Linked DNA regions of Homo sapiens: all the other regions are linked to region 1. Evidence: chromatin loops called from intact Hi-C (ENCODE). Cell type or tissue: MCF 10A. All regions are shown on one strand. Each heading gives the region's core, and the rest is flanking DNA. Links, peaks and the distances in the headings are about the cores only.

Evidence for each region. Hi-C counts contacts between places; a loop is a spot of excess contacts. Peaks named below come from ENCODE experiments on the same cell type or tissue, not always from the same donor. Only the 100,000 strongest peaks of a DNase experiment are listed, where the experiment ranks them.
Region 2: it touches region 1 in a loop (7-fold over the local background); 4 of 110 quality-filtered maps call a loop at or near these places.
Region 3: it touches region 1 in a loop (2.0-fold over the local background); 4 of 110 quality-filtered maps call a loop at or near these places.

Annotation. Positions count from the first base shown.
Region 1 is chr3:44,060,844-44,071,197 of GRCh38, reverse strand. All of the region lies in intron 2 of LOC124909489 (a long non-coding RNA gene), which reads right to left. It also overlaps the pseudogene RNU6-367P. Among named protein-coding and RNA genes, the nearest start is that of MIR138-1, 48 kb to the left of the region's middle. In MCF 10A, for the core only: no CTCF peak of the experiment used is centred there; a DNase peak (open chromatin) is centred at 5,677.
Region 2 is chr3:43,993,062-44,003,415 of GRCh38, reverse strand. It overlaps LOC124909489 (a long non-coding RNA gene), which reads right to left and starts at 4,084. Exons shown (of 5, transcript XR_007096256.1): 1 at 3,889-4,084. RefSeq lists silencers at 3,828-4,357, 7,991-8,190 and enhancers at 4,818-4,877, 6,751-6,860. In MCF 10A, for the core only: a CTCF peak has its summit at 6,961 (motif pointing left); a DNase peak (open chromatin) is centred at 6,965.
Region 3 is chr3:43,873,727-43,884,080 of GRCh38, reverse strand. All of the region lies in intron 1 of LOC107986081 (a long non-coding RNA gene), which reads left to right. Among named protein-coding and RNA genes, the nearest start is that of ABHD5, 190 kb to the right of the region's middle. In MCF 10A, for the core only: a CTCF peak has its summit at 4,771 (motif pointing left); no DNase peak of the experiment used is centred there.

The DNA.
Region 1 (10,354 bases), core at 2,899-7,898:
AATTCTTATTTTTTAATACGGAATGCTTCACGAATTTGCGTTTCATCCTTGTGACGGGGCCATGCTAATCTTTTCTGTATCATTTATTTGGATTGTTTTAACACAAAGAACCTGCACATTCTTCATCTTACGGAAGAAAAGACATGGACATTCCAGCCAGGCACTGTGCTGCGTACTTGGATGGACACAGATGGCTAGTCAGGGCTGACTCTGACTTGAGGTTCTCAGAGTCTAATAATGAGAAAGAAAGACCACTGGAGAATTCACTTTAAGACACTATGAGAGGAGTGCTCATTACATTAAAAAAAGGAGCTGCTGCTGGCCCTGCCAGGAGTAGAATGAGGGTAACTGGGAGTCAGGGAAGGCTCCCCAGAAGAGGAGACTGCTACCTGGGTCTTGAACACTAAGTAGAAATAATTGGCAGTTTGAAAACAAAAACATATGCAGGAAAACAGGCTGATGGGGAAGGGGTATTTCACAGCCAGAATGGAAGAGACAGGGGCTCAGAGCATGAGCTTTGGAGCCAGGAGGCCTAGGTTTGGACCCTCACCCCTACTTGCTGGGTCTGGGACCTTGAGCAATTACTTCACCTGTCTCTTTACCTGCAGAAAAGTGACTGCAGACTATCTCATTTAATTCTCCTTACAAAGAGCTTGGCCCACTCAGGACCTGTTCAATAAACTGCTTATTACAGTGGTTCACAGACAGAGTAGACATTTTGCTTATTTTCTGTCATGACTATGTTAGTTTGCCCCTAATCCAATGTCTCAGAGTTCTGCAGTGCCCTGGGTTCCCAGACTAAGCCTTGAGATGTGAGTGAAGAATAACTCTTTTGTTTTATGCATCAACTGTCCATGTTCCCTGAGAATAATATGAGAATAAATAGTTGCTGATGTGCTATTACAAAGAGGCAGGAAAAAAACCAGAAGGCTCTGGGAGAGCACAGGAAAAGTATATCTTCCATTAGCTTTAGGAGCCTGTTATTTAAGTGGTGATATCCTTTGAAGCAGGTGCGGTGGGGTGGGGTCGGGTGGGGAGGTTGGCTTGGAGAAAAGGAAGTTTCCACTAAACCATGGTTAATTGTAGTGAACAACAGAAAACTGCTAAGAGAAGCCTTGGTTTCATGAAACAATTCACAAATAAATTGCCAATCAACACAACTCCAACTCCATAGGAAACTCCTCTTCAAAACAGTGAAGGAAAAGAACAAGGGAAATTTATAATCTTTTTTTCGTGGGTGTATATCAGCCTATGTTTTTGACAAGCAGTAATGGGAAATAGGTTTCCTGCATGCTTCTATAATATTTTCCTTGCTGTTGGTTTTGGTTCTCTAACTTGCTTTCTGCTCCTCCCTACTCTTGGAACATTCAATCTATTTTGTGATCCTGACGTGTCTAGTGACCCAGACTTGCATGAGGCTTGCTCAGAATTTTAACTACCGTTTTCTTCCTGACTTTTCAGGGCTTTTAAGTTGCTCTGGATTTCCTGGCCCCTCATCCTTGGCATGAAAGAATATGAGGCCTCTTTACCTAGAAGGCGGCACAATGAATCAGCAGCAATGCTGATGATGGAAGGCCCAGGGACCAGATGGCTTTTAAGACAGGCTTTCACAAAAGGAACATGAGGAGAATGACAGGAAAGGTACAGGAGGGTAACGACGGTTTCAAAGGCACAGAATTTGAAGCTCCTGGAAGGTACCTTATAGAACAGTGCTTCTCAAAATTTAATGTGCACATGAATCATCTGCAGATTCTGATTCAGCAGGTCTAGGGCGTAGCCTCAAATTCTGTGGTTTTAACAAGCCCCATTGATTACATTTTGAGTGGCAAGATTCTAGATAACCTAATTCAATCATCTCATTTTCCAGATGAAGACACCGAGGTCCAGAGGGGGAAAATGACTTGAGGAAGGAAGGTCAGAGTAAGAAGTGAGTTGAGTCTAAAAGCTGGGTCTGTAATTGCTGGTCACAGTGCCCTTTCAAAAGAATTATTTAAATAGCCACACAGACGATGGAGGTGAGGGACTCACCCTCCCCTCACAGTCTGCCTTAGGTAGGACGTCACTTGGAGAGATTGCTCAGTTTCGAACCCTAGTGGGTGATCTGAAGAACCTAAACCCTAAAGCAGGTAATGTAAAGTTCAGAGTGACTGATCTGTCTATGCTGAACTTATTTATTCAACTGGCCCTCTTGAAAGAATCAAAGAGGACTCTTAGGGCCAGAGGATGCAAGCTGTCTCCCATTACCTGTGGTCACACAACAATAAGGCTGCAGATTCTGCAGGAATGTGAACCTCCTGCTTTAATAAGAAGACATTCGGGCCAGGAGTGGTGGCTCATGCCTGTAATCCCAGCACTTTGGGAGACTGAGGTGGGTGGATCACTTGAGGTCAGGAGTTTGACACCAGCCTGGCCAACATGGTAAATCCCTGTCTCTACAAAAAATATAAAAATTAGACAGGCATGGTGGTGAGTGCCTGTAATCCCAGCCACTCGAGAGGCTGAGGCAGAAGAATCGCTTGAACCTGGGAGGCAGAGGTTGCAGTGAGCTGAGATTGAGCCACTGCACTCCAGCCTGGGTGACAGAATCGGACCCTGTCTCAAAAAAAAAAAAAAAAAAAAAAAAGACATTTGCATAACACTGGTAATGCCACCATGTCTTACTGATTTGGGTAACAGATAGTAAGAGGCTTAGCTTCTGGAGTAGTCTGTCACTCCAAGTGGAGATAGGTCGGCAGGCAAAGTGATAGCAGCTCCCAACTGAGCTTACCCTCCAGCCCCATCCTGCTGTTGTCCAGGCCCAGGCATCTGAATTTGTATTCAACGTCCCAGCTGATTTTAATGTCCACCTAGTTTTAGGAACTGACAGATTAGATGACCCCTCAAAAAACTGCCATTTGGCCTGGGAAGGTACAGTCTGGGAGATGACGCTGCTCTCTCGGTGAGGGGGGTAAAGAAGCATCATGGTGAAGCCAGTGGCCCCTTCCCAGAGTTAATGATGCGCTCACAAGGGCAGCTAGGGATCCCCGCCCTCTGTCTCTGAGAAGGACCAACGCCACTCAAGGAAGGGCCAACAACGAGCTACCATGGTTATGAGAAAGGCAATCTGCATAGTTCAGATTTTATTAGAAATGAAGAAAGGGAGCAAAACTTAGGTTGTGATCTCAGAGTGTGAGGGAGGCATTTTTGGAAAAAGCATAGAAGAGCTTTTGAGAATTGAATGAGAAACATTTGATGTGGGACAGATTTTCTCTGAAAATGTGAGCAACCTGGTGGTTGAATTCTGTGCCCTGTGAAAAATACTGATAAGGACAGCGTACAGAGGACGGGGCCCCAGGCTCTCCAGCTGCCTGCAAGGAGGGGAAGCTTCCACCAAACGAGCCTCGGAGGTTGAGGGGCTGTGCTGGGGGAACTGCTGGCCCTAATTCTTACCCTCATCTCTGTCTTCTGCCACGTGCCTTTGCACTTCCTCCTGCTAAAGAGGGGAGAGGACCCTACTTCTGTGCTCCATCGTTAGGTTGGCCACGGAACTTGCTTTGGCCAATAGAGTTCAGCAGATGGATGGTGTACCAGTCTGGGGCCTAGGTCTTAAGGGACCTCAAGTGCTTTCACTTGCCTTCATGCTCTTCTGCCGCTGTTATGAGCAGAGCTTGTCTTGCTACCCTGCCAGTCCATGGGGAATGAGAGCCATGAGAAGCAGACCCACTCAGCTGACCCACCCAACCCTGGGCCAGCTGAGCCCTAGCTGCCCTGCAGCCCTGGGATAACACTTGAGTGCTGTGGAAGCCACTGAGTTCCAGCGGGTTCCTAACGCAGCCATGGCTGATGGTACAGGTGCCGAGAAGAAGTGGCAACTAGCACGAACCTCATCGGCAGCCAATTTGGCGCTCTGCTCAGGGCAGCTCCTTACTCCAGAAAACAGCTGATAATCCAGAGGACAGGACAACTTTAGTAAGGAGTCCTTACTGACTCCAATTTCATGATCCTTCTCTGACTTTCAGCCCTTTGCTCACATTCTTACACAAAATGAAAAGAGAAACTGGACTTTTAATCATGGTGGCTGGCTGGAAAAAGTGAAACTTTTGCTAATAATAAACACACAATCATTAAGGCTTTACCATGTCACATGCCCTTCACCCGGGTCTCCTGGTGCTTCCTAAACACTTACTCATTCATCATCAGGAGGCCTGAGGCTTCTGCTCACTCAGCAGCAAAGACAGGCAGCTAACTCTTGGCCTGAGGGACCTTCTCGTAGGCTCCGGAGTTAATGGTTTTCTCAGAGGGAAGGAGGACAAGGAATTATCCATGGTCTTGTTGAAGAAGTAAGGCACTGACTGTAAATAATTTCCTATCCAGCCAACTGCTTGCCACATCAGAGCCTGGTATGGGTCTTAATCTTCTGCTTCTTTCTGACTGTGTTATCTTAGGGAAATTTTCAAATTTTCTGAGCCTCAGTTTTCTCAACATAAATCCTTAAGAGTTGCTGTTGGTGTTACAGATAATAACTACGTAAGAAAAAGCTGACCCTGTGCTTACACATGTAGGTACTCAAGGGTAGCTATTTTGTTCATCAGAGCACAGAGTAAGCAGGGTTGCCATGTGCAACCGTGTAGGTTGTTAACTGCACAAAGACTCCTGGCCAAGGAGGTAAATGGGGCTGAAATGCATCCTGAGCCCCACAGGCCTAGTCTTGCCTTCTGTGTGGCCTGCTGCTGTCCAGAAAGAAGGGTTCCTGTTTCTAATTTGCACAAAGGGTACATAGCAGCCCTAAGAAAAAGTCCAGGGTATTGAAGGTTAAAGATAAGTTTGTGCTGAAACTTCTCTGAAAGAAAGTGAAAAATGATCACTTTACTTAGTGACTTGCAAATAATTACACAGCTTAACAAAAAGTTGCCAGTTAATTTTCCATTTGTCCTAAAGATTCCAACTCAGTAGGTCTGAGGAGAAGCCTCAGAATCTGCGCTTCTAGTCAGCATTCTCAGTGTTGTTTATATAGATCTAGGTTCGAGAACCACTGTGATGTTTCGGGTTCCTTTGACCCAGGCCTGGGCTCTCAGGACGTAAGAGCAGGTCAATCAAATGAACAAACAGGAAATCATCTGCAGCAGTTCCAGTGTAAGTTCCAGGGTTAAAAATCCAGAAATACCCCCTGTGTCTTGTTAACAAGAACTTTAGTGGACCAGGGCCTCCCAGTGGTTGGGCTGGGGAAAGGCCGTAGCATTAAAGGGCTGCATGGCAAAAGGGGTGCATGGCAGCTTGGGAGGTGGCCGGGGCCCTGACAAGGAGCCTCTGAAGCACACTAATGATAGGAAAGAGCCTGGCCACCGAAGGCAATTACAGAGGATGAAGCATCACACAAGCCAGCAAGGCGGGGGAGTGCAGGGGGATCTTATTATCCCTCTGTCTTGCTTAATAGGAGTTAATAGTTGGAAGGGAATAAAAGAATGGTGTGTGAAGTTTAGTGCCAATACAGTCTAATATGCATGCTATGTTTTTATTTCAAAGAGGATAAAGGCCCAAATTTTATACTGAAAACAAATGTTAAAAATTAATTATAAAGAAGACACCAGAGGGCCTCAAGCCTGTTCCCTGGGTGACTGATTAAATGCCTGCCTCATTTAGACTGGTATAAACCCAATCTCTTGGAAGAAGGCCAAAACTATTTGCCAACGTCCACAGAGACTCTCCAAGAAAATGATCCTGGTGCCAGGAAAGAGAAAAACATACTCACCACCGCTGCCCGGAGCCAGCCACCGCCACAGGGTGGAATCCAGTCATGGGCAGGAATGCAGAATGCTGCTGCAAGGTCAACGTGGGTCAAGAGCATCCCTCATCACCTGAAACTGATTATCAATGAACGAAACAAATAAGGCCATTCAGGCCTGGGAGAAAAGCAGTCCAAAGAGTTCCTTCTCTCTGCAGGCTCTGAGTCGGGGAGGTGGGGACTTTTTTTTTTAATCCCTGGATTTTGTTTGGTTTGAGACTATCTTCCCAATTCTCAGAATGTGCAAGCTCTAATTGAAAATTTTAGAACAGGAATTAAGCCAATGACTCCATTATCTTTTGAATTTTAAAATTACAGTTTAATGGCAAGATAACATTTCCTTGTTAAAATAAAACTAAAAGATTTCCAAAAATGCTGACATCCCCCTTCAATACTCCTCACTCCCAAACCCTAGTTCTTTCTTTTCGCCCCAAAGGTAACTGCTGTTAGCAGTCTGGTGTGGGTCCTTTCAGACCCACAGAAAACACGCAAACACATAGAACTGTTTTGTAGAGTATTTTTTCGCTGATGATATTATACTGGGCATATTTTTTGCAACTCACATTTTTCATTAAACCACAGGTCTCAGAAGTCGATTCATGTTGGTACATATGCTAATTGCAGCACAGTGTTCCAAAGTATGTATACAATTACTCCACATTCAACAGAAAAAAGTCCATGTTTCTTAGACTGGTATTTAGGGATGTTCATAATAAGGTCCTGACCTACATTTTCCAGTTTATTTCTGCCAGCTCCACACCCCACCCCCACTTCGAAGTAAACTATACACAAACCAAAAGGAACCATTTGCAGTTTCCCACAGGGATGGGCAGGCATCTCCATGCAGGGCTATCTGTATCCTCAGTTCCTCCTCATCCTGCAAGGTCAGCTCCCAGCTGGCAGTCATGACACCTTCCTTGGGACTTCTAGTTTACTTTATATGCCCTTATATAGGGTCCTTACCACTGTGGCTGGGCATTCAAGTAATTGAAGGGTTATTCTTACTTTTCCTTTTTAGTCATGAACTCCTTGAGGGGAGGAGTGTGTACCAGAGATACAACAGGGACTTGGCAAATTGTTGTTGAATTTTTTTTTAAAAAGAAGCCAAATCTTACACTGATTCTCTATATTGCTACGGGGAGGAGGAAGAGCAAAAGCTCAACTAGAAGTTGGACTATGGATACAAGATCATCCTTCCTTCCATCTGAAGGGCAGCAGAATATGCCACCCCAAAATATGTTTCTTTGGCACATGGATGATTTTGAGCTAAAGGCCATTGAGAAACAGCCGACGCAGGCAAAGCTCCAAAAACAGGGCACAAGGTTTTCTTCTGTAAAGTAAATTTACACTCACAAGGAAAGTTTCCATTTGTAAAAGATGTCTTCCTCTTCCTGGTAAGGGAGAGGAGTTACTTTATATGCTCATGTATAGGGTCCTTACCACTGCTGCTGGGCATTCAAGTAATTAAAGGCTTATTCTTACCTTCCCTCTTTAGTCTAGTGTTCCCAGCCCAGAATCCATAAGCCCCTTTTCCTTTAGCCTAAGATGTTTTATAAACCCAAGTTCTGACCATCCCTCTGGTTACTCATCACTGGGTGCACCCATGTGTACACCAACAATACATATGTTAATAAATGTCTTTATTTTTTGAATAAGTTGTGAAACTGTCATTTGCCAGTTTAATTTACAGGGATCCAGTTGCAGAAACTAAGATGAGGAAACTAAGATTGCCTCCCCTACACTTATCCATCCCTCCATCCATCTTTCTACGAATCCTTCTACTCCTCTTTCTCTCGTTCCTCTTCGTTGGCAGCCATGACAATGCATCCCCCCATCCCCCAGCCCCAGATCTGACTGCAAGGAACTTATTGACTGACCTGCATCATAAGGTTGGGGAGAGACAGTGTCTGCGGTGCAGGCACTTTGCACCCCTGGGTCATTGCTGATGTGGGACCGTAGTGACAGTAATGGTGAATGCTCATTGGAGCTCATCTCTGAGCCATGAACCAAGAGTGTGCCATTTCCAGGAATTCCCTCAATGGTGGACAGCCTTCCCCTTTCCATAGTGCTTTCATTTCATTCTACTATGACCAAGGAATGGATAATTTCTATTTGGGTGTTAAAGGATGCAACTGCATGGAGAGACCAGTGGTTTGCCTGAGGGGACACAGTGGTGCCCGCACGAACCCTTGGGAATTCACACCACTATGAGCTCCCGTAGCCTTAGGGAGTGGAGGCTGAACAATATTTGCAGCCCTAGAGTTGCTAGAACAAAACAGGTTTCATGATCCCTCTCAACTCCATCTGGCTGTCTCTTGGTCTTGGAAGGTACCATATGCCCAGTACAATTTAAAAAATAGTTGGATTAAAAAAAAACAGACTATGCCACTTGGGAAAGATAGGCTGCTACCCTCCTTTGAATTCTCTTAGGTTCTGTGATTCCACCCCTCCTCAGCCTACCCACTTTCAATTTTATACAACTAAGAGCTCGTGCTGCAGCTCCCTCTCCCCCTCCTCCAGTGTTGGCTTGAACAGCACTGCCTAACCTGGAAGGCTGGTGATGCCTCTCCCTTAGTGCTCCTGCAGCCCCGAGGTACCCTATTCCCATACCACAGCTGTCCTGTACCCACCTACTCCCTGCCTGTCTCCCTAGAGGAAAGTGAGTGCCTGGGGAGCCAGAGGCAGAGGGCACTACTATCACAAAGGGGACTCAAGATAATGTGCAGAGCGAGTGCTTGGCAGTTGGGCTTTAGGCATTCCAACAGGTCAGCTAAAAAAGCAGATTCAGCCGAATATTCATTCAGCCAGCACTCTCTGGGCTGTCACCCCCAATTCCAGGAGTTGCATCCCACTCAGCTTCCCACACCTTGCAAAACCGCCCCTCTTTCTCAGCACCTGTGACTGCCCCACATGGATCTGCCAACCTTTCTAGGCCTCTGCAGGTGGAACTTATCTGGTATCCTCATTTCTCAGTTTCCCCCATATTCATTTTTGGAAAATAGGCCTTTAAAAACATTCCTGCGATATTATCAACATCCTATCAGCCATTTTTCTGGTTTGCTGCTTCTTTTTTTCCACCAGTTTCCACACATCTCCCTGCTTCTGTTCTCACTCTGTCCCCACTGCTACCCGTCTCCTCATATCCCCCATCTCTGCACCTTCTAATTCTCTTACCACCTCCCATGCGCATATTCCCTGTCTCAGACCTCCTGCGTCCAGGGCAGCGCTGCCTGTCGGGAGGGCTCTCCCTTGCCGTGGACCTGGCTATGATGACTTGGCCCCAGACGTGGCTGAGCCTCTCAGCAGTTCTTAACACACGATCAATTTTCAGGGATGCAGTCAGCATATTTTGGCAGAGAAGCACCTGAAAGCCAGCTCGGGAGTTACTGGGCAGGAACCAGCAGTTTGAAGGGATTAAAACAAACAAGACCTACCCAAAGTGTTTTGCTGATAGAACTGGCAGATAGAGAGGGCAGGTCTGGATATGGAGAGAAAAATAAACTTTCATCAATTTTGTTTTTCACACCACAATGAATGAACAATGGGTGCTGGCAATTAGAGCAATAACAGTAATAATGAAGAATGAAAGTTACACCAGTAAATGTAATTTCTAAATGTCAGATGGATATCAGATATATTCCTGTTTTAATGCCTAGAAGGTACATTAAAATCTAGGAAAGAATCCAAAATTAAGCAGTAATTTGTGGTGCTTTTCAAAGAAAAGAGTGAAGAAAGTATTTTTTAAATGAAAGTATTAAAATTCCCAATAGGGTTAATTGACTATTCTAATTTTTACTTCAAGTATATAAAAACACACACAAATATTACCCTGATCTTGATATGGATAAGAAGATAAATTACTTTCAACTTTGTTTTGCCTTTCGGATTGCTGCAGAAGCTCCTTAATAATATAGAAAGTGTATGGGGTGGCACCTGCCACCACACTAACCCCTGGGGAAGTCCTGCCCCCATCTTTTATTCTTCTTTGAGGAGACGAAGACATCACATATTCCCCAGAGGAGTAGAAGGTGACAGCCATAGATTACCCTTGTCCTTCCATCATTATTCCAAAATGATTGAGTTTTACATGTGGCTTTCTCTGTCAGCTGAGTAAGAACTCCGGGTCTTCCCACTGAGATGTAAGACTACTCAAAAGCATTGTCAAAATGTGTCCTGGAAGCCTGTGCTGGCATCATAAGCTACCAGCCCCTGCCTCAGCCCAGGGGTGAGTGGGATCCAACAGGAAGCAACCTGTCAGCTTAACACACCAAGCCAAACTGGCTATCCTTTTAAAAGCTGCCAGCATGATTTTTTCCTCATTATTTATTTTTTGTTGATAAGTAAAAACTGTACATATTGATGATGCACAACATAATGTTTTGGGATACGTATACATTGTGAATTCATCTCACGGTGACCCTCCTCCCCCAAGGGCTGGCATTTCTACTAGCGTGTTTCTTGGGGGAAGGGTCCTCCTTTGCTAAAACAGCGCGTTATGAAACTGTAGGCAAAGGGTTACTATTACTGCTCGTGACTGCCGGAGAAGTCAGAATTGTAAGTGAGCACACCTTCTCTGGTGTGTACTCAAGCCCT
Region 2 (10,354 bases), core at 5,003-10,002, 70 kb after region 1:
AAAAAAAAAAAAAAAAAAAAAAAAAAAATGTACTTTATCTACTTTTAAGAACTATTCATTCACTGTCTTTTCTTGATGGTCCTACCTACTAAGTAAGATCCTAAGCACAACAGATTCAGAGCCCACTTCTACCAGGAAAGAAACAAATAAAAACCCTCCCCACTACCCAAGTTAAGTCTTCTCAAAATGAAGAGTTTAACAGTCCTAAATAGCAATTCCAGTTTGTGTAGGATGCATGTGTATGTGGCACAATGCGCACACCAAAGCACATTTCTTGAATTTTGCAGAGATGCATGTACAAGTGTTTAATGTCACATAATTTTAAAGGAGCAGCAATTTCCAAATGGTTTTTCTAAAGGATACTCTCTATTGCCTCAATCCAACCCTCACACACCCAAAAATATCATTAATTTTTAAATACTTAACGCCAAAGATATTACTAACTACAATTCCCTGTAATAAGTGGATGAGCAAACAATTTTCTTCAAATTCTTCAAAAAAAAAAACTCATAACCTGATATCCTCAAGTGGAAAAAGAGAGATTCTTGGAGGCCAACTCTACAGGAATTCAGACATCAGATGCCCCTTTCCATGCTACAAGGCTCTGCAGTGTCCTAAAAAGGCTTAGTGTACATTTGTGGTAAAACATGAGACTTGTTGCCATTTGTGGGCTAAAGCAGCCCAGGTGTTTATTCAGCCAGCAAATTTACTTTGCTGGGAGGTGGGTGTTCTGGAATGCTCGTCATACAATGATGTGTGCATATTTACTGTCGAACTCAAGGAGGTACTGTTCTGGAACCTTCTCATACTGCAATTAACTGTGCAAGTGGGTAGAGCTAATTTCCATAAAATAATCACTGCATATCTTAGGAAAAGACCCTCTTTGAAAGCAGGCTGCTAGGGCGCCGGCATCTGAGCAAAGCACCAGAGACGTCTGACCAATTTGATTCTTGAAGCCGCCGCTGAAATCTATTTTGATTTTAGAATGACCCGCAATCACAGACAATTTACCTGATTGTGTGTTCCTGGTGACTCTCAAAGCCTTCTAGGTGCTAGGATTTGTAGGTATAGTTTGTGGATTTAAAAGAGGGGAAAGATAATATAAGAAAAAAAAAAAACACAGGAAAAAAGCAGAAGGTAGTTTCAGCAGCTTAAGATTATGAGTTCAGAACAGAACCTGCAATTTTCACCTAGAGTATCACGTTAGACTGGAAGAACTGTTGAGATACTGCTAACTGGTCACGACATTCAGGTCTGAAAATGCATTAATTCACTCTAGCCATCAAGGGAAAACGTATCATTTTCTCTTCCGTAAATGATATATTTACCTTAAAAAATGGAAGGTAACCAAGTAGGGATCCTTTTGAAAATTTTGTCTTAAAAAAAGGAAAGAAAAAAAGTCTTTGTATCTCTTTTCTTCTTGGTCAGACCCGCTATCTGCAGTAGACGATGCGGATAAACCTAACTATAATAATGAACTGTAAATTTATAATGCCTCTTTCTTCAGAGCAGCTCAAAACATTTTCTTTCCCATAGATTTGAAACAAGATTTGAAATCTCCTTGTCTTGTTGTAGAAATGGCCTTCCTCTAATCTGATGTGAAATGACTGGGTTCTGTTTGAAGGACCAAGCAGTAAAAGGTAAGCTCATTCATCTGTTTCTTGCTCCAATTATGCATCTCTGTTCAAACTGAGATGCCAGGTGCTGGTCTATCGCACAAGCTGATTTATTCCATTCACTGCCTAAAAAGGAGCCCCCCTCTTTCTAAAAAACTTAGTTTTATAAAAAAAATTTTATTAAGAATATCGAAGCAAAAATAACTCTTTTTGGCTTCACTGTATGCTTTAATATGTGTCCTTCCAATCAATTATGGCTTTTAGCCCTAGGATCTTAAAATTTGGAAGCTCTCGATCTGTATCCCTTTTCTAACAAAATCAACCTCTCAAAGTTAAATGGACATTTTAACAAGCTGACAGGTGAAAAGAAATAACACTGTGCTTTTTAAGACCTGCCTATGGATTAAAGCCTACCCTCCAAATTTGTTAGTAATTATTTAAATAAAGGTAATGCCCAAGCCTAGAAGCTGCCTCTCCCTGCACCACTGCAATTGTCGAATTCCTTTCCTGGTCTTTCATGCAGATGCTCAGAAACAGGGTGGGGCTCCCTGGTCTTGCATGCAATGTTAAGGGAGTCTGTGCTGTAAAGAAAATTCAATTAATCGTTCATATTCCAGTTTTTCAGTATCCTTCAAAAATACCTTTGAAATAATCATGTTGCTAAGAGTCCCACCGTTTCTCATGTTAAGATTCAGATTAAAACCTTTGTGTCAAATCAGATGTGTTTTGCACAAGCATGGATGACAGGTATTGAAATAAAGGTGACAAGTCAAGGAATCAGGGAGAAACCTCCTGGAAGAAGAGATGTGAGAAAGAGAGACTAGCTTCTCTATTATGGATGTCTCCGATGATGCTTTTTCAAAAATCTTTTTTTTTTTTTAACAAGTACAGTTCTTTAGAGTCTACAAGTAAAATCCAATCTTGCTAAGCCATGCTTGTTCCCTTATGAGTCAGCAGGCCACTGAGCATTTCAGACAGTGCAGCCAAGAGTAAATGGGCAAAGGCTGTCGCTGGACACACCCATTTTACTAATCCTGACTCTGATTTTTTTTTAAATTCATCTTTATGTTACATGGTGTCTGACCTCAGAACTTGCATCAAAAACTGCACCTCCACCAAGGACTCAGGTTCCAATGTGGAAGGACTACCCTCCAGCTCCTTCACTGAGTGCAATCGGATAAGGGCTTATGTCTTCCTCAATGGGCAACTCCTGTTTCATTTTCTCTCCAGTCTGCATGTTATCAGCTTGACATTCCCTTCAGTGGCATATGACAAATCAAATTGATCAAATTGGCCATCACTGCATTCATCAGAGGAGGATTTTTTTATTTCCCAGGACTGATACCTCCACTCCCTTTACAATCATGAACACATCAGAAATAAATAAATAAATAAAATAAAAATAAAAATCCCATGTCTTGGGTTTTTTTCCGGGGTTTTGTTTGTTTTGAGGGTAGTGAAAGTGGTAAGAAGTAATGAATGGATACAACTAATCATAAAGAAAGAAAAGCAACTGATAGTCATAAAGCCAAGGGCACAGTCTTAAAATATGATTTTAAATACCTAGTGCCTACATCTTAAATTTAAAGCATTGATCCAAAAATGCAGATATTATTAGCTTTGGAAAACTTTACCAAAACATTAAGTAAATTATTTTCCTAATCTTTTTGCATGATTCAGCACTTTTAATACTAATTTCTGTCAAGAAGTTATAAGGTAAAAGGAATCTTTTCTGGGTGCCTTAAAACCTCACACACTCTGTACTGAACCATCTGCACTCCTTCTACTACAGGGTCATATCAGAAATACTGGGGGTCACTGGTTTGCTGCCATAACATCTAGTGACCACCTCAGAGCGGCTCAATTTCACTCTCCGGAATCTAAGTGGCTCTTGGGGACAGAATGACCCGTCGCAGAGGCTTCTCCCCATCTCGAGCTGACCCTTACCCAGGAGCCACACACATATGCGTGCACACTCGACTGCACCTGTCTCACCCCATCAGCAGCAGCTACAAGCTCCCACCTGATGTGTCTTTTCAACCTTTGTCAAGTATCTCAAGGCAAGAATGTCCTGAAGCCCTTCCCCCAAATAGAAGCTTTGGTCCGAGCCCCCAACCCGCAGGAGCATCAAGAGGAGGCCAAGGAGACAGACACCGCAGACTCTCTCTGCAAACTTGACCTGGGCATCGCACGGACTCGCGTTCGCATCCGAAGACCCCACACGTCCCCCGCACTGTCCCCACAGCATCCCACGCCCGCGGTGCACGCTCACCTGCCGGTAGACGAGCCACACGCCTCGGCGGTCCAGACTTCCGTGTCGACCTCCGTGGGCGAGCCTACGCGCTGGGTGCCCGGCGCGCCCTCAGGAGTGGCTGGGACCGCGGGCTGGCGCCGGGCAGGGCGGTGGGACGCCTGGAGCCGGCGGGAGGAGCACGCCCAGGCGGGTCCGCGCCGAGCCCGAGCGAGCGGGCGAGCCGGGCGGGAGGGGCCATTTGTAACCGAGCAGACGCTACCACCGCCCCTTACTCGCGGGGGGCGGGGGCGGGCGGTCAGGTGACGGCGGCCCACCCTCCGCCGCCGAGCCGGGTGGTTCCTGCCCGGGAGGAGCCCCCTGGCGCGCTCTGATTGGAACTCCCGCCGCAGTGGCGGGGGAGGGGGGACACGTGACCGCCCGGCCAGGCGGCCCGGCGCGCCCCATTCGCGATGGGCACCCCATCTTCCTCCTGGAAAAGCCGGGGGACACAGAGAAGGCGGAGGAGCACGCGGGGTGCAGGAGAGCCTACCAGCCCCTTTAGCCGCAGTGCTGGTGATTCCGGCCGCTGAACCCGGAGAGGAAAGGCTCCCACGCGGCCAGCCGGCCTTGACTGTCCTCTCGCCCTGCCCTTGGCCGCAGTACCCTCCCCTCGGCTGCAGTAACCGCCCCCTACACCTCCAGGCAAGGGCACGCTCAGTGTAGACCACTGCCACTTCATAGATGCCAGTGCCACTTAAGAGTGGTGTTGGGTTTTTTTTTTTTCCTTTCCTCCTCTCTGCACACCAGCACATTGTACCCGAGAGAAACTCACGGCGGTGCACTGCAGACACCGCCCAGCTCCAGGGCCCGAAGACCCTCCGACCAGGCCCCGGGATGCCTGAGGTCTCCCAGGTCATTACGTGGAGGAACTCAGGCCTGCTCCCTGCGCAGGAGGAGGAGGCGTCGCGGGAGCTGCAGTCCCCGATCCTTCCCAGGAAGCCGGCCGGGTGGAAGGGGAGAGGGCCGTTATCGTGGTGCGAATCCAACTCGCAGCCTCTGGGAGCACGTTGCTAATAAAGGTCAAATTAAAACAACTAAGTGGTGCCGGCAGGGACGCGCCGCATGGTCAGGAGAAGCCCGGCTATTAATCATCCATAAGGAGCATTGCTCTTCTGGTGTGGGAGAATGGGGCTGTGCGACAGCCCCCCGGAGTTGCGCTCTGCTCTGAACCCTAAGCTCCCCCAGAGCAAGTGGATTGCGCAGCCTATTACCCCACCTCCCCACGGCCCCCTCTTGGGGCGGCACCACCCTAGATGGCAGGAATTCGGAGAAAATGCGGTGTCACGTCCGCCGCTATGCCCGCACACGCGTCTGCGCCAACTCCAGCAACACGTGGGGACCGTGAATCTGGGCGTCTGCTCTCCACTTAGGTGGTTATGTGGGTATACTTATATGATTACTGATTAAAACCAAATTGGACGGAGAAGTCTGTTTCTACACTGGATTCTTTCAAACTTCTGTCCAAGGGAGTTTTGCGCTCGATTTGGGCGGGGACGCAGTTTTCAGCCAAGACCGCCGCAGCGCTCAGCAGAGCCCGGGGACCGGTGGTGGTGGTGGCGGGATGGGGAGGAACAGAGGCCCTTGATTCTTTGGTACTCCACTTTCTTTCCTTATTTAGACCAGTCGGGCAACACGTCCCTCGCCCAAGATGGCCTTTCCAACTGGAACGTGACTCAGACAATGTGGAAGCCAGGGGTCCTTGACCCATCGTACCTGGGCTTCGCTGGGCATAGGACAAGGGTTGGGCAGGTTTACCTGGAAAGGGAGTTTATTCGTAAAGCTTCGGGCATAAACGCTAGATAGCGAAACTTTGAGGAAGCTCAAAGTTTACCTATTGTAAATTGGTGGGGGGTGGGGGAGCATCTTATGTAAAAAGGAACGGCCCTATTAAATTAGTAAGTATCTTATTTTCGTAGTGGACGTCTTGCTGCCCTTGGTCCTCCCCTCCCCCACCTCATTTCTCCAAACCACCAAGGTTGGAGAAATCTCATAAACAAAGTATAAGTCCGTGGGGGGGGGGGGGGGGGGTTACTTGGTGTTTTAAAAAAACAACAACAACAAACGACCTTTGTAATAAGAAAGGTGGGTACGTTTTCATTTCTAGGTCTTAATCTTAACGTTACGGCCACGTTAAAATTGAAGTTGATTGAGACAAGAGAATCCCAGAGCACAGCACGCAGACAGACAATTTCACAATTAAAAAATATGTACTTCCTTCTCCCCGCTCTCGTCACCTCCCCCTTTCCCCGCCATTACCTACTCCCGTTTGGACTAGGGGCTGGGAGAGGAGGAGGATGTAGTCCCTCCGAGTGCACAAGGGAGGCGGCGGGGCCACTTGTTGCTGCACCGCCAGAAGAGCTAATTCCGAGCGGATCTGGCAGGGAGTTAAAACCCTTCTCCTGGATGCGACGCCCCAGAGACCGAGGCAGACGGCGAGAACAGATTCAGCGCCTCGAGATGTGCTTTCCAATTTGAACTCTGGACCATCTTTGCTTGAAATGCTTTGTCTTGCACGTCTGGGAATTACTCTGTGCGATTAAACGCGTGACACACACACGCATACGCGGGGTCGCCCCGCAGGGGGGAGGGTGCGTGGCACAGGAGCCTCGGACTTTCAGGGGCTCTGCACTTGGGGAGTGGTGCGAGGGGGACCGCCTCGGTGTGGCTGCTGACGTGAGACAGGTAACTCGGAAAGGTCTTCCTCCGGCTGCCTTGGTAATGGGAAGCTGTGGGCAAAGGTGCAGGGGCGGTCCCGGAGCGCACACGGCGCAGTCCGCAGTGAAGGGCAGTGGTGTGGTGGGGCAGAGAGACTAGACAAGGGCAGGCGGGTTTTGCCGATTCCGAGTTCATCCGTCTACGGGGTCACGTTCTGTTGAGAAAATGCGCGACACCCGGTAGGGAGAGAGTGACACTGACCAAGTGTCCCTGGAGGGCCGAGCCGTTTGCCCTCGGGAGGGGGTCGCGAGGCCCGTCAGCACTCGGCTCCCGCGGAAGCTGTGCTAGCGCGGCAGTCTCGCCGGCGCCTGGCCCCACCAGCCTTTGCCTTCAGCGTCCTCCGGTGGCATCGTCCGAGATTTGCGGAGCAGAAGCCGAGGACACGAGCAACTCGCTGTGGGCTTGAAGTGACCACGCCTTAGGGCTGTGAAAAGCTGCCCCGTGGTGACTTGGGTACGAGGAGGTTAATAAAGTGCAGAATTAGTCTTGATTTTTACCTAAAATGAAGCTGGTAGTACTGAGCGCTTAAATGACTCCGCTAGGACCCTGGAGGTTGTGGGAGCGGGGTGGGAGAGGGTAAATGCTAGGTTTAGGACAACACAGGATATGTCTAATTTAAGGAAGCTCCCCTTCTCGGGCCACGTTCTCTGTAGCTCTACCCAACTGGAATCGCCTCTGCACCCGGGGTCATCTCCGGCATTATGACACCCAGCGTTGCCCTCTAAACTCCAAGTCCCCGCGGCCACATCCTTCCGTGCCTGCTGGCACCAGCAAGAGTCTCTGCCTGCCCTTTCTCCTTTACATGGACCCTTTTCCTTTCACCCCTAGACCGCAGTGCGACTGGCAGGCACCTCTTCGCCCCCTCCGCGCCCCGCGCCGACGGTGGGAACAGCAGCGACAGCGCGACCGCAGCCTTCTAGTGCCTTCGCCCCCTCCCCCGCGGCCACACCTCACCCACCTCACCCGCCAAACCCCGCACTCCGCCGCCGTCCCTCCCCTGCGCGCTCCCGGCGCCAACCCAGCCAGAAGCGGGTGGAAGCCCGGGTCCATGTGCAGGTGTCCTTGTGCGGGAGTAGGGGAGCTCATAGGTCAGCGATCCGCGACCCTACCCTGCCCTCAGCTCGGGGTCCACCCACGTGGAACCCGCCGGCCCCCGCGGGTACCCAACACCAGTCTCCCGGGCTCGGCTGCCGTTCCCTCGAAGCCCCAGGGCGCTCCCACGGGTCAATGACCACCTCAGTCTTTCCTCAAGCCAGGGTTTGGCCAGTTGGGAAACCTCTTCGTCCCCTGCCCACATCCCCTGGCATCTCCGGACAAAGCCACTCGGCTTCCCGCCCCGGCATCGGGAAAGATGCGCGTGGAGAGCGCCTCCAGGCGCTGGGCCACGGTCCCGGTCCCTGGCCGTGCCTGCTGTGTGCGGAGCTGGGGCGGCGGGTACCGCCTGCGCGGGGCAGGCACCCCACTCGCCGTTCCTCCAGCACGGGCACTCGACCGCCGCGGCGCTGCAGGAAGGAGGCCCCGCCGCGCCGGTTCCTCCACACCCACGTGCCCCTCGTGTGCGCGCCCCCGGCCTGCAGATGCTACAAGGCTGGCGCCGCCTGGATTTCCGGGCGGCCCCACCCTCCGCGGCCGCTACGCCTCGCTCCCTGCATTCAGTCTCCTTGGCGTCTCCGCTGCAGCATCCAAGACCAGGCGCCGCCTCTGCTAGCCGTGCTGCCCAGCACGCCTGAGGGCCGCTGCCGGCAGGCCTCACCTCCCGCCCGGGTCCCCCACTCACCTTTCCTTCTGGACGGTGGGGTTCAAGCTCTGCACTGGGGCTGTTAAGCCACCGCCCACGACCTCCTGTAGGGTGCAGCGGGAGGGCGTTCCCGAGGCGCCAGCACCCTCTTTAAGCCCTTCCCCGGCTTTCTGCACAGCACCTTCATCAGCCGGCCACCCTCCCTGACACTAAGGGAGGCATAGCTCTCGCTCTTGCTCCCGCTTTCTCTCGCTCGTTCTCACACCAACGCCCACCTATACACACACCTGAACACCGAGAGGCCAGGACCGGTATCTCTCTCTTGAACTCTCAATTCCAGCACTGCAGAGCACATCACGTCGCTGACAGCAAAGTGAGGAGGTGGCACCTGTGAACTAGGTGGTTTCTTAAAATTTAAGAAATAGCCTTCTGCCCCTTGGCCTTTGCGTTCTTAAGACGATTGTACTTTATTTTTTAAAAATATATAGCCCAGTAGTATTCACACATTAAAAAATACATATTTAAATGTTTCGAGATAATCATAGATTCACGTGCAGTTGTAAAAAATAATAATAATACAGAGAGATCCTGTGCACCCACCCTTTACCCAGTTTCCCCCAGTGGTAAAAATTCCCAAAACTATGGTGCAATATCACAACCAGGATACTAGCACTGGTATAACCCCACCCATCTTACTGAGATTTCCCGTTTTACTTGTACTCATTTCTCTCTCCTTCAACCTCTGTGTGTGTGTAAATAATTCTATACAATTTTATCACATGTGTAAATTCAACTACCACCACAGTCAAGATGCAGAACCGAACTTATCACAGGATCCCTCTTTTTGCCTTTTATAACCACACCTACCTGGAGGGTGAGTGGCGATCCCTGACTACTACTAATCTACTTTCAATTTTTTCCAATTTTGTCGTTTCAAGAATGTTGTACAGATGAAATTATACAATAATGTAGTATTTTCGGATTGTCTTTATTGACTCAGCATAATTCCCCTGAAATGTATCCAATTATTATGTATTATCAATAGATGATTCTTTTTTATTAGTGGGTAGTATTCATGGGATGGAGGTACCACGACGGTAGATTATTTAACCATTCTCTCATTGAAGGACTTATTGCAGGGTTGTTTCCAGATTTTGGCCGTTGCAAATAAAGCTGCTGTGAACATTCATGTACAGGTTTCTGTGGGAACATAAGTTTTCTCTGGGATAAACGCTCAAGAGGGCAATTGCTGGGTTATGTGGTAAGCACACGTTTAGTTTTGTAAGAACTACCATACTCTTTTCCAGATTGCCTGTGCCATTTTACAATCCCAGCAGCAATGTAGGTGTGATCAATTTTTTTCTTCACACTTGGCAGCATTTGGTGGTGTCACTGTTTTTTTATTTTAGTCATTCGGATAGGTAAGTAATATCTCATTGTGGTTTTAAATTGCATTTTTCTGGTGGCTAAGGTAATGATAGTGAGCATCTTTTTATGTGCTGATTTGCCATCTGTATACCCTTTTCTTTTTCTTTATTTCTTTTCTCATGGAATGTCTGTTCCCATGTTTTGCCCATATTCTAATTAGAGGTTTGTTTTTATTTTTTACTGTGGCATTTTGAAGAGTTCTTTATATATTCTAGGAAAAGTCCTTTGTGAGATACATGGTTTGCAAATATTTTGTTCCAGTCTCTAGCTTGTCTTTTCATTCTCTTCACATGGGCTTTTGCAGAGGAAAACTTTCCAATTTTGAGGAGACTCAATTTACCAATCTTTCATTTTATGGATCTTGCTTTTGGTGTCAAGTGTAAGAACTTTCGCCCAGCCCTAAATCTGGAAGATTTTCTTTAATTTTAAAAGTGAGTTTAGTTTTACATTTTACATTGTATCTGTGATCCATTTTCAGTTAATTTGTTTCTGAGATGTGAAGTTTAGGTTGAGGTACAGTTTTTGCCTGTGGATACCCAATTGTTATAGCATCATTTGTTGGAA
Region 3 (10,354 bases), core at 2,228-7,227, 190 kb after region 1:
TCATTCCCACTTGGCAGCAGGAACACTAAATTCAGTCCACTCCAGCAAAGCCCAGTCTAATCCAATAAAAATGTTAGTCTAATCCAGGAATTCGATCACTGTCCAGTTCAAAGGTCTCTCTCCACAAGGTGCTTCCCCTCCTCCACCTAAGGGGAATATCCCAGGGACTTGCTGCCAGCCCACAGCCCATCAAGCAGGGGCAGGGAGAGCCAGCACCCAGCGGGGGTGAGACTGCACAGCCTCATGGCTGCTGTTCTCACCCTATTCACTCGTGTCCACCTGCCGTCTCTGCACATTTGATGATGTGGTCTGCCTCGCTGGACGCCCCACCCGAATGCTGAGGGGCCTACAGAGGCACAGTGGCTGCTATGGCACCCTCTACTCAAGCAGGCTTCACCTCCCAGCCCCTGCCTGCAGGTCACTTTACTCCTCTGGAAGTCCTGTGAGGTGAGAGAGTAGCCCACTGCACTTTTGAAGTTGGCTTTTAAAATCGCTATGGATGAGATTGGGGGCTTGGCGGGGGTAGGATGGAAATCCCTGCTTGGTTTCACGTAGCCCAGCCTCCCTTGAATAGAGAGCGTGAGGTGCCATGTAAGGGGAAGGTACGATCCTAGGGCAGCAAGAGTGAGAGTGAAGGAAGGAACACAGGGAAAGGGTGGGGGGAATGCAAGGCGCTGTCTTGCTGAGCCGGCCCTGCTTCAGCAAGAGGCCCAGCTGGTCATTCTGCCATGGGGGATGTCTCTGAACAGATTTACAGAAATGCCATGCCTCGAAACAGCCCATCATGGAGGAATGGAGTGGGGATTTATCCCTGGTTCTCTCCTACCTCTTGTCCCCCACTGGTCAGGGGTGAGGGAGTCAACTCTCCTGTGTTTCTGGGCCACATCGCCTATCCTATCTTCTGGGAAGCCAGACCCCGTGTCTGGCGGCATGGCTCATCATGTGAGTCTGGGAGCTGGGAAAGCAGCCAGAGCTTTCCACAGGGGCTGTGCTTCCCAGAGCCCATCATGGCAGAGGCTGGGCATGGGGGAGACTGTGGAAAGAGCCTGAGGTTGCACATGAAGGGTCAGATGCTGTGGGGATGTTTTGTTCTTGTTTTAAATATTCTAGAAGAAATTGGGCTGAACCAGCATCTAAAATACTTCAGTAAAAAATACCGTGGGTGACTGTGTGTCTTCAGAATACCCAGGACCAAGACTGGTGGAGGCCTGAGTAGCACAGAGACCTGGGACTTCCTTCCTTCATGTGAATTGGAGCTGCAGCGTATCGTGGTGATTAGACTCGGGGTTGTAAGGCAGAGCTGCAGCTTCCTTAGCTGCACTGCTTCCTGGTAGTTAAGAAGGTTACTCCACGCCCCAAGCCTTGAAGCCCTGATACACAGATGGGAATTACAGCTATATCTAACTCACCAAGTTGTTGTGAAAAGTAAATGGGATAAGCCAGTGTTTCTCACATTTTGGGTATTTGCATACCACCTTCACACTTTCCTCCTTACCTGTGTACCATCTCTTATTATTTAGTTGATATTTTTTTTAAATTGGCCCTATTTTAAACCTTAGCCTCATTCTAAGCGATAATATCTATGAATTCTCCAGGTAAACATGAAGATATATATATATATCTTCAATATAGATATATAAATATATATATATATCTTCAATATAGATATAAAAATATATATATATATATATATATATTTTTTTTTGAGATGGAGTCTCGCTCTGTTGCCCAAGCTGGAGTGCAATGGTGTGATCTTGGCTCACTGCAACCTCCACCTCCTAGGTTCAAGTGATTCTCCTGCCTCAGCCTCCCAAGTAGCTGGGATTACAGGCACCTGCCACCATGCCTGGCTAATTTTTGTATTTTTAGTAGAGACGGGGTTTCACCATGTTAGCCAGCCAGGCTGGTCTCGAACGCCTGACCTCAGGTGATCCACCCGCCTCAGCCTCCCAAAGTGGCATATATTTTTTCTAATACACAGTAGAATAAGATGTTAGTCTTAGATTGTTAGTCTTAAACTGAGAAAATGACCATCTCACTCATGAAAAGTAATGCAGTGCTACACTTTGGTGAACACTGAGCTGATCTTTACATTCAGGCAGAATCTGGTGTTCGGCAAATATTTGCTATGCTGGCACCTTCGATGCTGGCCGATGCTTTGTCACTTACTTCCTGAGTGTGGGCTGCTCGTTTATCTCCAGCTCTTCTGTCTTGCTTAGGAGCATCTTGCCAGTGGAGCGATGGCCGTCTCCCACCGACTCTGCAGTTGCTCATGGACCTGGCTCTTCCATGCCCATGCAAAGGCCTTCTTCTTGAAGCTCTTGTCATCCATCTCTACTTCCTTCTCCCCTCCCAGTGGCCATCTTTCATAGCCTCCTGGTCATTTCCTTTCTTCCCTGAAAGCTTTCGCACCTGCCTCTTGGCTTTGCTCTCCACTCTAGGCTTATCCATAAACCTTGATGACTTCAATGACATCCAACATCTTGTCTCAAAGGTCCTTGACCTCTTCACCTCCAATAACTATCTTCCCCACGACCTCTTCAGCAAACCTGGCACAGCCACATCCTATGGAGCATGCCACCTGCTAGAACTACACAATCTCAGAAATCTTTCCATCTCAGACTTCACCCTCTTTCCCTCCAACTCCTTGTGGCCTTATTCCCATGTTTGGTTCTTTAAACTCATTAGAACTCAAATTCCTTGATGCTCGCTTTTCTCACAGGTCTGCATCGACCTTCACTGCCCAGTCTAGGCCCCATGAGGCATTGCTTAGCAACTTGGAAGTTCCTGGCCATTTTCAGATTCCACCACACCCACCTGCAAAGCCCCAATCTTGGAGCAATTAACCTACCTGCAGGCCAGTCCTATTCCTGGGACTGCAGTGGGGCGTGTGTGGGCTGAGCACTGTTGAAGAAAATCTACTCATCTTTTTCTCAGAAGTTTGTTTTGTTCTTATTTCCCTATTTGTGGTACTGTTTCTGTTAGATAAGTGTTCTGAAAATGATAAAATGCTAAAAAAAAAAAAAGTAAAGTATTTGTATCTTTATCATAAAGACCTGACCTCTCCCATGGAGGGGTTTACAGTCAATTGATTAATTGTGAGAACCATGCCCCTGTAATCATTTGGATTTTACACTTCTGTTTGGAAGGCCCTTCCCCTTCTAACTCAACTTTCAAGACTGTCCAAAATCAGTTCTTACAGGAAATCTTGTCTGTGACCCAGACTTGGTTAGGTGGTTCCTCTCCAGCTATGCTTTCATAGCACTTATCACAGGACTTTGCAATGAGCTACTTATGTAGCTGTCTCCCCTATTTGACTGTGATGTGGGTTTTTGAAAGGAAGGACTTTGTCCTACTCTTCTTGGTTCCTCCACCTCTCACCCCAGAGCAGATTCACAATAGTTGCTTGTTAAACAAAACTAAAATGACCTAAAGCCAGAAGGAGAACTTCAGCATCTTTTGGAGAAGAAAAAAAAATTTCTTGCATTAAAATTATGCTAAGCTGCAATAGACAATTAATATTTTGTCTATTTAGATCTCCAACTATGTGTTATGGAAGTTAATCACAGGATCACTTCCTCTTGGCCACTGTTGATTGGCTTCAGTTGGGCCAATCAGAGTGTTCCCTGGGATCTTTTGAACTGGAATTAGAGTACAAGACATAGTTCCTCCTTGTTGGTGAAGCTGTGAAATGTGAGGCAGGGGGGCTGCTGAGAGCCATGTTCACCTCCATTTAGAAGAAGCCAGTGTGCAATGAGAGTGATGTACACAGGACCAGAAGTGGATTCCTGCTTCCCGCTGTTCCAGGTGCCTAGGCTGCCAGTCTGTGAGAGATACAGACAGTCCTCTCATCAAATTACTCTTGGTCCTAAGGTAGATAGAGCTGAGTTACTGTCGTTTACAGTTAAAAGGAGCCTGACCTATTCATGTGCTCATCCTTTGCTATTGATTTTTACTTCTCTTAGGACAACTAAACCAACTTAAAATAAAAAATGGTCAAGAGATATGGACTGATGGTTGACCTGATAATTTAATGACCCTTATTTTTTTCTGATTATTTTGTTAGGGTATAATTTACCCAGAGTAAAATTCTCCCTTTTTAGTGTATGGTTCTGCAAGTCTTGAGAAAAGCATAGTCTTGGAACCATTATCACAGTCAAGATAAAGAACAATTCTTTCACCCCAGAATTTCTCTGTTCTCCTTTGGTGTTTAATCTTTGCCCCAATCCCAGCTTCTGGCAACCAGTGATCTGTTTTCTGTCCTTATAGTTCTGCCTTTGCACAAATGTCATGTATGTGGAATCCTACAGTATGTAGGAATTAACACAACACATGTACGATTCATCTGTGTCATTGAGTGTATCAGTAGTTCAGTCCGTTATCTTGCGGTTTTGTATTCCGTTGTACAATGCACCACAGTTTCTTAATCTATTCCCCAGTTGTAGGACATGCGAATTGTTTCCAGAGGGTTTTTCTCAGTGTCTGCTTCAATCTTAGCTTCAGGTATTATTGCACCTGCACCTCTGAGAGGCTGTCTCTCCTAGCAATGCTCCTGCCCCTGTCCTAGCAATAGATGGTGTCCCTTGTTACCTGACACTTGTTGACCCAGTCACAGTGTGTGGGTGGGAGAAGGAGCGTTCTTTGTTCTGATTCAACCTGTCAGGCAGGCACCATGCCGGTGTCTCAAGAATGAGGCCTTCTAAATGACTCTGCACTGCCCCCAGCTGTAGGAGACTTTTACTAGTTTGAGCCTCTTTCTCAGGGGTGGAGATTTTTTTCTGTTCTTTTCCTCCAGCTGCAGTGGGTGCTCTAAAGGCAGCGGAGTCCGCTGCCCTTCTCTTAGCAACTTATCATCATTCCACAGGGAGGAAGGACCTCTTACTGTTCCTGCAGCAGCTGCTGCTGTTCCCTTGCCCAAGGGCTGCACCACGAAAGACGCTTTCTCAGGACTCTTGCTCTGCTCCAAATCTTTCTTATGAGTGCTTGGTGAGATCAGGGAAGAAAAGCCTGCTAGTATGTACAAATTCCCTCGTGTCTCAGTCTCTTTGGGTTGCTATAACAAAATACCATAAACTGCGTGACTTATAAACAACAGAAATTTATTTCTCACAGTTCTGAAGGCTGGTAAGTCCAAGATCAAGGTGCTGGCAGATTCATTGTCTGGTGAAGGCTGGCTTTCCTCAGAGATGGCTGCCTTCTCACTGGGTTCTTATGTGGCAGAAGGGGAAGCCAGCTCTCTCTGGGGTTCCTTTAATAAGGGCACTAGTCACATTTATGGAGGCTCTGCCCTCATCATGACCTAAGCACCTCCCCAAAGCCCCACCTCCAAATACCATCACCTTAGGGGTTAGAGTTTCTTTTTTTTTTTTTTTTTTTTTTTGAGATGGAGTCTCGCTCTGTCACCCAGGCTGGAGTGCAGTGGCACAATCTCTGCTCTCTGCAAGCTCCGCCTCCCAGGTCACGCCATTCTCCTGCCTCAGCCTCCTCAGTAGCTGGGACTACAGGTGCCCACACCATGCCCGGCTAATTTTTGTGTGTGTGTGTTTTTAGTAGAGATGGGGTTTCACCGTGTTAGCCAGGATGGTCTCGATCTCATGACCTCGTGATCCACCCGCCTCACACTCCCAAAGTGCTGGGATTACAGGCGTGAGCCACCGTGCCCGGCTGGGGTTAGAGTTTCAACACAGCACCTGCGTCTGTGGCACCCAGGGGCTCCATATTTTCACACTAACCTCACTTAGGCTTTAGCAAGTCATTAAAAATTTTAGGTGAACTCTTCTCACTGACTAGTATGGCATCTGGTGACATCTGTTCTAGGTAAGCAAGTGCTGATGTCCCCTCTTTCCTTACAGGTACTTGTCTTTCTTTAGATTTTGAGTTGTTTACCCTGTGGCTTCAGCTCTCCTATAGGTTCAAGAAAAGTTGTGAATTTGCACAATGGTCAGTTTTTTCTCATCGTAAGGGTGGAAATGATGTTTCCCCAGCTTTCTACATCTTAAGCAGAAACCAGAGCCCATCCTCACTTTTAAACAGAAGGTGGGAGGACAGAGCCCCAGTGGTGAAGGGAGAGTCATTGGCTTAAAGCTGGGGGAGGGGACTCCCAAGGGCCAGCTCCAGCCCTGGCTATATTCCAGTTGAGCCACAGGTGTTTGAACAAAAACTTGAGTTGGCTTCAAACATTTTAAAATCTGAAATTTTCTCATTTAAAAAATCTGGATTTTTGCTTTCTCTTGGAAAAACTTCCTGCTGTGATCATCACCAGGATACTTTTTTGGTGTGGGGCACATTCTCCTTTCCCTGTCATCCCCACCCCCCCACGGAACACTCACCTGCTTCACCCATTTTCCTAACCTGCCTGGTCCCTGTGGGCAGGGATGGGGCTGAACCAGTGTGCTCTGGTAAAGTTCTACCAGTGGTGGAGATGTCAAAATAGTCCCATGCCTGTGAGTAAACAGCCAGCTCCCTGAGCCCTGGGAGAACCCATCCATCAGCTAGACTGGCACCTTCCCTAGGACCTTCATTCCCAAAGGGGTAAAGTTAGCAAACCCAGTGGCTGTGGTGCAAAGCTGTGGCCGGCACCTGTGCTGACTGCTGTCCTGGCCCATGCTAGCATAGGATGCCTACTGACAGGATGACACTCAAAACACTGAAGTTTGCAACTCCCGACTTAAAGTACCACACACAAGCTCCTTGCTCTCAGAAGGTGGAAGCAGGTAGAGTGATGCTGTTTAAGGTGATATTTTCAAACCTTTCAAGCCTAGTAGTAGAAATCAGTGTAAGCGGTGAAAATGTGCTTTGGATATTGGTTCTAGGAGAGTAAAGAAGAGACCAAAAACAAATAGGAAGTGAGAAATTAAAGAATACATCGAAGAGAAGCTTAAGCTACAGGAAAATCAAGAAACAGGGCTGATACATGTCGGAGATAAACGAAAAATGGCTATACCTCAGGGTAGCCCATTATCAGGGATTTTTTGGCCTCTTTCTACTTTAAAATGATACATAATTACAATAAAGTAACTGTTTTGTAATTAAATACCAAAATAATTAAATTTGAAATTAAACATGATAACATCAAGTTGTTCTGACAGGATTAATTTGTGTCTTAATCTGATAAATCACTTTCATTATTATTAGGATTAAGTTTTAGAGGGAAGAAATTGCAAAAGGAATAGTTCCCGCATTCCACAGAGAAAGACTGACAGGGCTTTGATTCCTCTCACACAGAGCTCTCTCAAAGGTCAAGTGCTGGAGGCTGATTTTTAAGGCACAATTGGAAGAACAAGAGAAGATATTCTTGAAAGGACTGTTTTTCTGATATTCATACCTCAACTATTTTGTGCTTGGATTTTGAAAAGTAACCAAAGTTTCCTCACAAGTTTCTGATCGAATAAATAAATTAATCAGAAGCCAAAAAAAGTAGCCAAATTAATAGTTTCCCATCAAACAACAAACATTTAGTGTCTGTTTTGTGCTAAGTAATACGCTAGAAAATGCAAGCGCATGGGAAGACATGTAAAATACAGTCTCTTCTTTCCAAATGCAAGGCTTTCTTCTCTTGCTGTAAAGAAAAATAATGTATGCATATAGAAAATAAGATGGCAATCCGAAATTCAATAATAATAGAAGGTGCCTATTTGGTAAGACCACAGTACCCAGATATTTTGTTAAACTGTATTTGTTATTCGATATGTTCTGTGAAGGTATTTTTTTTAGAAGAGATTAACATTTAAATCAGTAGACTTTGAATGAAGCAGGTTACCCTCCATAATGTGAGTGGGCCTCATCCAATCAGTTGAAGACCTTAATAGAAAAAGACTAGCCTCCCATCAGAAGGGGAATTCTGCCAGCAGACCACCTTTGGACTTGAACTGCAACTCTTCCCTGGGTCTCCAGCCTGCTGGCCTACCCTGCAGATTTTGGACTTGCCAATCCTCCACTATCACACGAGCCAATTCCTTAAAATAAATCTCTCTCTATATATATATATACACACATCCTGTTGGTTCTGTTTCTCTGGAGAACCCTGACTAATTCAGCACCAAAGTAAGAGATGCCTCAGGGAAGCTCACTCTGTCTTTGGCAGGCTCTATTGTTATAGCAGCAAAGTGCTACAGGTTGGATGAGCCCACGGTGCCCTGATAAAACTGCATTTATAGAAACAGACAGCCCGCCCGTGGGCCACAGTTGGCCAATATGTTTTTTTAAAACTATTGCACAAAAATGTTATTTATCTTGACTACTGAGTTTCTTGGTGTCCCCTTCCATTTTTCACTCCAGATGATGCCTCTCTTGCCCCAACACAGTCCCCACCTGGCTCCTCAAGCAACGTGATCTGAATGGTGTCCATGGGGATAGAGTTCAACTAGCAGGACCAGAAAGCAGCATGGACATGCTGGAAAGATGGCCCTACCATTCTGTACAACCTTGAATAGCTCTTAAACTTCATTGGGCCTTGTTTCTTCTTCTAAAACTAAGTGTTGTAAAAAAAAAATATGAATATAGCAAGTCTTCACACAGGTAGCATCCTGGGTGGAGTGATCTCCATGAAAAGGCCCAGTGAATCCCTGAGATGCTGGGTCGCTGCGCAGTTTCCCAAGGTTCTGGCCATGATCCCTGCTCCAGCCAGCCCAAGGAGAAAGCCTGGGTGGCCTAAGAGGAAGTGCCATCCCTGGTAGGGTGGGCTGAGGGGCCCTGGGAGTGCCTGCCTCTTGGGCTGGATGAAAGTGGACACCTGCCTTCAAGCATGTGTCTCAGTCCACAAGTTATAGGAGAAAGAAGGAGAGGAGAAAGCAGAGGTAGAAAACAAAAGAATCACTCACCCTACAGACTGCCTGCCAAGTTCCTCTGCTGCCTGGAAAGCCCAAGGAGAATTCAGAGATCCCATTAGGTTGGAGCACAGGGCAGGACTGCTTAGGGCAAGATGCTGGTCAGGCTCTCTGAGTTCCCAGGCTCTCAATTTAGGGATTGTTTACTACCCTGCTGGCCTCTCTTTGTATTAGCCACTGCAGCCTTTGAATAAAAGGCATGATGGAGTTGCCAGCCAGAAGTCATTGTGGCCTTTTCTCAGGATCTCAGAGGGCACCCTTTGTCCAGCAAGGTGGCTGCATAGTGGATGATACTTGAAGGGTGTGGCAAGATTTACAGGGACTATGGGAGACTGGCACTGACTCATTGGTTTAGAAAGGACTTGCTAGGCTGGGCAGGCCAAGGTGGGAGGATCCCTTGAGCCCAGAAGTTCAAGACCAGTCTGGGCAATGTGGTGAACTCCATCTCTACTAAAAATACAAAAAATTAGCAGGTGTGGTGGCATGCGCCTATAGTCCCAGCTACTCAGGACACTGAGGTGGGAGGATCACTTGAGCCTGGGAGGTTGAACCATGATTGCACCACTGCTCTCCAGCCTGGATGAGACAGAAGGAGACCCTGTCTCAAAATAAATAAATAAATAAATAAACAAAAAACAACAACAAACAAACAAAACAAAAAACAAAAAACAGGACCTGCTAGCTGCACTCATTGGCCACCCCACATTGGACTCAGGGACATTGCTCACACCCTGTGTGCCCTGGGACAAGTTCCCTGACTACTTCATGACTCAGCTTCCTCATCTGTAAAGGTGTAATCATAATGATAATAACCCCACATGTTTAGCAAATTATTTAGTAGAATGAATGGAGTGCTTTGCACAGAGTAGTTGCTGAACAAATTAGCTGCTGTGTCTATTATTGGTCTTGGGCTGGGCAATGACGTAGGCCAGCCAATCAAAATCCTTCTTTAGGATTTTGTAAACTAGCAGTGGGACAAAAGGCCAGTCCCTCCTAGGTGATGAAGCTTTAAGTTGCAAATGGGGGAGCCATTCCCTGCCATGTACAGGAAGCTGGTTCTGGGAGGACAAAGTCAGAGAAGCAGAGATGGAAGATAGAGGTGAGCTCCTAGTGGCTTTCAAATCCCTGATTCCAGTTGTTTCACGTGGCCCAGCTGCACCTCAGTTGTTCCTGCAGTGTATGATCCATCAAACAAATTCCCCTTTGGGCTGTGGCTAGTTTGAGGGGTATATTAGCATGCTAGGTCTGCCATGACAAAGTACCACAGACTAGGGGGCTTAAACAACAGAAATTTACTGTCTCACAGTTCTGGAGGCTGGAAGTCCAAGCTCAAGGTGTCAGCAGGGTTGGCGTCCCGTGAGGCCTCTCTCTTTGTCTTGGAGACAGCCGCCTTTTCCTTCTTTCTTCGCATAATCTTCGCTCTGTCTAAATCTATGTCCTAGTCTCTTCTTATAAGGACACCAGTCACACTGGATTAGGGCCCGCCCTGATGACCTCATTTGAGTTTAGTTACCTCTTTACTGACCCCC